Regions from separate parts of the Homo sapiens genome. Here region 2 is linked to region 1. Evidence: chromatin loops called from intact Hi-C (ENCODE). Cell type or tissue: K562. All regions are shown on one strand. Links, peaks and the distances in the headings refer to the core of each region. The heading gives the core; the rest is flanking DNA.

Region 1 (2,905 bases), core at 284-2,783:
ATCTGAGACCAGCCTGGCCAACCCAGTAAAACCCTATCTCTACTAAAAATACAAAAAATTAGCCAGGCGTGGTGGTGCACGCCTGTAGTCCCAGTTACTCGGGAGGCTGAGGCAGGAGAATCGCTTGAACCTGGGAGGCAGAGGTTGCAGTGAGCTGAGATCACGCTGCTGCACTCCAGCCTGGGCGACAGAGCTAAACTCCATCTCAAAACAACAACAACAACAACAACAAACTATATATTAATTGTATTGTTGGGTCTACAATATAGAGAAAGGTAACATATTTGACATTAACGGCACAAAGGAGGTGAAGGGAGCCAAGTTGTACTGGAATAAGAAAATCATTGGGCCGGGCGCGGTGGCTTACGCCTGTAATCCCAACACTTTGGGAGGTGGAGGCAGGCGGATTACCTGAGGTCAGGAGTTCGAGACCAGCCTAACCAACATGGTAAAACCCTGTGTCTACTAAAAATACAAAAATTACCTGGGCATCGTGGCGGGCGCCTGTAATCCCAGCTACTCTGGAGGCTGAGGCGGGAGAATTGCTTGAACCCAGGAGGCAGAGGTTGCAGTGAGCCGAGATAGCGCCACTGCACTCTGGCCTGGGGAAAAGAGTAAGACTCAGTCTCAAAAAATAAAAGAAAAAGAAAAGAAAAGAAAATCACACCCAGTAGTGACTTGAATCCACAAAACCAGATTAAGAGAACCAGAAATGCAAAATAAGAAAATGAAAATAAAAAATTGCATGCTTGCTGTCCTTTATTTTCTTTCTTTCTTTCTTTCTTTTTTTTCTGAGTCGGAGTCTCGCCCTGTCTCCCAGGCTGGAGTGCAATGGCCAGATCTCGGCTTACTACAACCTCCATCTCCCAGGTTCAAGCGATTCTTCTGCCTTAGCCTCCCGAGTAGCTGGGATTACAGGCGCCCGCCACCACGCCCGGCTAATTTTTGTATTTTTAGTAGAGACGGGGTTTCGCCATGTTGGCCAGGCTGGTCTCGAACTCCTGACCTCAAGTGATCCACCCGCCTCGGCCTCCCAAAGTGCTGGGATGACAGGCGTGAGCCACCGCGCCTGGTCTTTTTTTTTTTTTTTTTTTTTTGAGACAGAGTCTCACTCTGTCGCCCAGGCTGGAGTACAGTGGCGCAATCTCGGGTCACTGCAACCTCTGGCTCCTGGGTTCAAACGATTCTCATGCCTCAGCCTCCTGCCTCTTTCCTCTTAATTTTACTTCATAGCCTTGTCATCAGGGAGTTGTTTGCGGGTGTTTCTTTTTTCATATCTGGTCCCCGTCCTCATCCCCAGGAGGGCTTCTTTCTGCCCAAGCAAACTGCTAAGTCCAAGCCCCTCAAAGTGGGCGGCTGGATCTTGATCCATTCTCCGGCTCTCCGCGCGCTCTCCCCCAACCCCTGCTCCCTCAGGTTCTTATGAACTGGAGGCAGACAGACAGAGTTTGAATCCCAGCTACTACGAAACACAAATCGGACCCCAAATTAACAAAAACAGCATTCCAGAGCTTATTCAATATTCGTGCTGCAACATCGCTAGGAGAAAAATATATTATTTGTATTCCCATTTTACAGATACCCTCAGGTATCTGGTGGAGACCTCCGTAACACACCTCCCCGGAGGATGAGGCCCCGAGTGTGAAGCATCGGGATCTCACGGTAAACACCGCAGCCACCCGAGGTAGCTTAGGTTCAATGCTTAGGCATCCTGCAGGCGGCGCGCGCCGCCGCCCCTAGTTGCAGCCGGGACTGGCGGAGTGCCTACAACTCCCGACGTGCCGCGCGCGCAGACGCTCCGTTGCGGTCGTGGTGGAACAGGTGGAGCTTGCCTCGTTGCCTTCTGGGAAACGAAGTCTCGCTGAAGAGAGGCGGAACTTTGAGTAGCAGGTGGATCCATAGCCAATGAAGACGCGGGTCGCTTTGAGTGCGGGGCAGAGAAGCCAATGGACGTGCGGCATTGAGAGGGCGGGTCTTCCGGTAGTGAAGGCCTGGTGAACGGCTGCGCGACAGAGGACACTTCCTTTTGCGGGTGGCGGCGAACGCGGAGAGCACGCCATGAAGGCCTCGGGCACGGTAAGGCGGGCGCGGCGCGGCAGGGGGCCAAGGGATGGGGCACGGGCCCCATCAGGGGCCTGCATAAGTGGCGTGGGCCGGGTTGGTGCCGCGCGCTTCTGTTTGGGCCCCCCTTGGCCGCGCGCCGCCTTCTCTTGTTGCACCCAACATGGCGGCCATCGTGGGAGCCGCGTGGAGAGAGCGATGCGTGACCTGGGCCAGCTCAGGGATCGCGGGGGCCCAAGGACTCCGGGTCTTCTTCCCGGGGGAAGGAATAAGTCGCGCAGCATAGAGGCCCTAGCCCCGGCACCTCGTCGAGCCGCCAAGTTTCTGTTTTCCTTTCTGCAACGTGGACGTGGCGGTAGAGCAATAGTGTGTTTTCTTTCTGCCGGAATGGCTGTGAGAAGCAGATGAAAATTGCTAACAGTGAGCCGAAACGGGGAGCGTGAGGCTTAACGCTGTGGTACATACTGGATAGAATCAAACGGCTCTATGGCGCAGAGATAGGAGAACCTGGACTCCCATGGAGTGGGTGTATTATGTCCAGATCTCCAGCTTCGGTTTCCTTGCTGTCAAAGGGGCGGGCCCCATTGTTCCCTTCCTGAACGTGTGCCGAGGCCGGTGGGTCAGGTTCACAGTAAAAGTAGGAACTGCGATAATTTGTGACTATTTTTCATTGATAACTAGTGAAAAGCTGGCGAGTCAGTTTCAGAGGTGGTTTCTTTGTGCCATATCACAGAGCCTGGACTTGACCAAAGATTCTCACCTCTGCATCTGTAAACCGGGAGTCTTCCCTGGGCCAAACGTTTGGATTGCAGTTGGGAAAACGGAGGCAGCCGCAGCTCGCGTG
Region 2 (2,905 bases), core at 257-2,756, 390 kb before region 1:
GGGAGGTCAGGGATGCCGGGAACTGAGATGATGCCTCTGTACTCCAGCCCCCAGGCAATAGAGTGAGACCCTGTCTAAATAAATAAATAAATAAATAAATGCAAGCAGATCTAGGTATGGCACAGTGGCTCATGCTCATGCTTGTAATCGCAGCAATTTGGCAGGCCAAGGCAGGAAGATAGCTTGACCCCAGGAGTTCAAGACCAGCCTAGGCAATGTGGCAAAACCCTGTCTCTACAAAAATTAGCCAGGTGTGGTGGCACACGCCTGTGGTTCCAGGTACTCGAGAGGCTGGGGTGGGAGCCTCTCCCTCCTGAGCCCAGGAGGTCAAGGCTGCAGTGAGCTGGGATCGTGCCACTGCACTCCAACCTTGGCCACAGACTGAGACCCTGTCTCAACAATAAAAAGGAAACAAGGGGCGGGGCGCGGTAGCTCATGCCTGTAATCCCAGCACTTTGGGAGGCCAAGGCAGGTGGATCATGAGGTCAAGAGATCAAGACCATCCTGGCCAACATGGTGAAACCCTGTCTCTACTAAAAATACAAAAATTAGCTGGGCATGGTGGCACATGCCTGTAGTCCCAGCTACTTGGGAGGCTGAGGCAGGAGAATCGCTTGAACCCGGCAGGAGGAGGTTGCAATGAGCCAAGATCACGCCACTGCACTCCAGCCTGGCGACAGAGTGAGACTCTGTCTCAAAAAAAAAGAAAAAGAAAGAAAGAAAAGAAAGAAAGAGAAGGAAGGAAGGAGGGAAGGAAGATAGAAAGACAAAAGAAAGAAAGAGAGAGAGAGAAAGAAAGAAAGAAAGAAAGAAAGAAGCTCTAGTCCAGGGCTCTGTGCCTCTTGTCTGTAGAGGACTAGGAGGTAAACACTTTCATCTTTGAAGTCCATGTGGCCTCTGTTGAGAACCATAGCTCTCATCTTTCCTCCTTCTGTAGTGGGTTGAACTACAGGCTCCCCACAAAAAGATATATCCATGCCTTCGCCCCCGGAACCTGTTAATGGGACCTTGTTTGGAAGGAGTCTTTGCAGGTGTTACTTAGTTAAGGATCTTGAGATGACATCATCCTGGATTATCTGAGTGGGCCCTAAATCCAATGACTGATGTTGTAAACGGGAGCGTGACCGCTGAAGCACAGCATCACAGGGGCACGTTTAGGCCTCTGGATGGCTGCGGGCGGGCCTGACTAATGTCAGGCCTTCCACAAGAGGTGGTGGAGCAGAGTCTTCTCTAACTCCCCTGGGGAAAGGGAGACTCCCTTTCCAGGTCGGCTAAGTAATGGGTGCCTTCCCAGGCGCTGGCGTTACCGCTAGACCAGGGAGCCCTCTAGTGGCCCTGTTCGGGCATGACAGAGGGCTCACACTTGTCTTCTGGTGACTTCTCACTGTGTCCCTTCAGCTCCTACCTCTGTATGGCCTGGTTTTTCCTAGGTTATAATTGTAGAACAGAGATTATTTTAATATTGGAATAAAGAGTAATGCTACAAACTAACGAATGATTAATAATATTCATATATAATCATATCTATATTCTATTTCTTGTATAACTATTCTTATTCTATATATTTTGTTTATTATACTGGAACAGTTTGTGCCCTCGGTCTCTTGCCTCGGCACCTGGGTGGCTTGCCGCCCACAGAGGTGATCAGTCCAAGACTACCTGGCTAGAAACGAGCAGAGAGCAGTTTGGCCCGGAAGCCTGAGTTTTACTCCCTGGTCCACATCTCAGTTTCCTGGGGATAGGACAGTCCCCAATCCCTCATCTGAAATCCCTGGGGACAGCTGTGTTTGTGAATTGGGAGATTTTGTATTTTAGGAAAACAACTGGGGGCAGAGGCTGCTGTATACCCGTGCTGTTTTAGGGGGCTCAGAAAATAATACCCAGGCCGGGCTCAGTGGCTCATGCCTGTAATCCCAGCACTTTGGGAGGCCGAGGTGGGGGATCACTTGAGGTCAGGAGTTTGAGACCAGCCTGGCCAACATGGCAAAACCCCATCTCTACTAAAAATACAAAAATTAGCCAGGCACGGTTGTGTGCATCTGTAATCCCAGCTACTCGGGAGGCTGAGGCAGGAGAATCTCTTGAACCCGGGAGGCAAAAGTCGCAGTGAGCTGAGATTGGGCAACTGCACTCCAGCCTGGGTGACAGAGCAAGACTCCGACTGAAAAAAAGAAAGAGAGAGAGAAAGAGAGAGAGAGAGAGAGAGAGAGAGAGAGAGAGAGAGAGAGACAGACAGACAGACAGAAAGAAAGAAAGAAAGAAAAAAAACACCCCAAAATGAAGATCTCAGAAGCAAAAGTTTTTCTCTGACCTTCTCCTGCCCTCTTGTGTCTCAGATCTATTCTCCCCCAAGGCTGGCCATAAAAACTAGAATCCCTCTTTCCCAAGGTAGGTTTTAGAAACTAGAACTCTTGGCTGGGTGTGGTGCCTCACGTCTGTAATCCCAGCACTTTGGGAGGCCAAGGCAGGCGGATCGCTTGAGATCAGAAGTTCGTGACCAGCCTGGTCAACATGGTGAAACCCTGTCTCTACCAAAAATACATAATTAGCTAGGCTTGGTGGCATGCGCCTGTAATCCCAGCTCCTGGGGAGGCTGAGGCAGGAATCGCGTGGACCCAGGAGGCGGAGGTTGCAGTGAGCCAAGATTGAGACATTGCACTCCAGCCTGTGTGACAGAGTAAGATTCCATCTCAAAACAAACAAACAAACTGGTAAGATGGAGGGGGAAAAGGGAGGATAGGAAAAAAGGAAGGGGGGAAGAGAGGAGGAGGGCAGGGAGGAGGAGAGAAAAGGGCAGAAAGGAGAGAAGGAGGGAGAAAGAGAGAAGGAGGAAGTGGGGTAAGAGAAGAGAGAATCAGAGCACAAGAAAGGTGGAGGGGAAGTTTAGAGAAGAAAAAGGAGGAGG

The links. A loop is a pair of places that touch in the nucleus more often than their neighbours do. Peaks named below come from ENCODE experiments on the same cell type or tissue, not always from the same donor. Only the 100,000 strongest peaks of a DNase experiment are listed, where the experiment ranks them.
Region 2: a loop joins it to region 1, with 5 times the contacts of the local background. A loop is called at or near these places in 19 of 110 quality-filtered maps.

The regions. Positions count from the first base shown.
Region 1 is chr19:17,857,899-17,860,803 of GRCh38, forward strand. RPL18A (ribosomal protein L18a) reads left to right here and starts at 2,012. Exons shown (of 5, transcript NM_000980.4): 1 at 2,012-2,076. The coding sequence starts at 2,059. RefSeq lists enhancers at 1,560-2,295, 1,628-2,007. In K562, for the core only: a CTCF peak has its summit at 1,726; a DNase peak (open chromatin) is centred at 1,833; H3K4me3 peaks cover 1,319 bases.
Region 2 is chr19:17,465,105-17,468,009 of GRCh38, forward strand. No RefSeq gene overlaps it. Among named protein-coding and RNA genes, the nearest start is that of SLC27A1, 4.0 kb to the right of the region's middle. RefSeq lists an enhancer at 1,384-1,433. In K562, for the core only: a CTCF peak has its summit at 1,331 (motif pointing left); no DNase peak of the experiment used is centred there.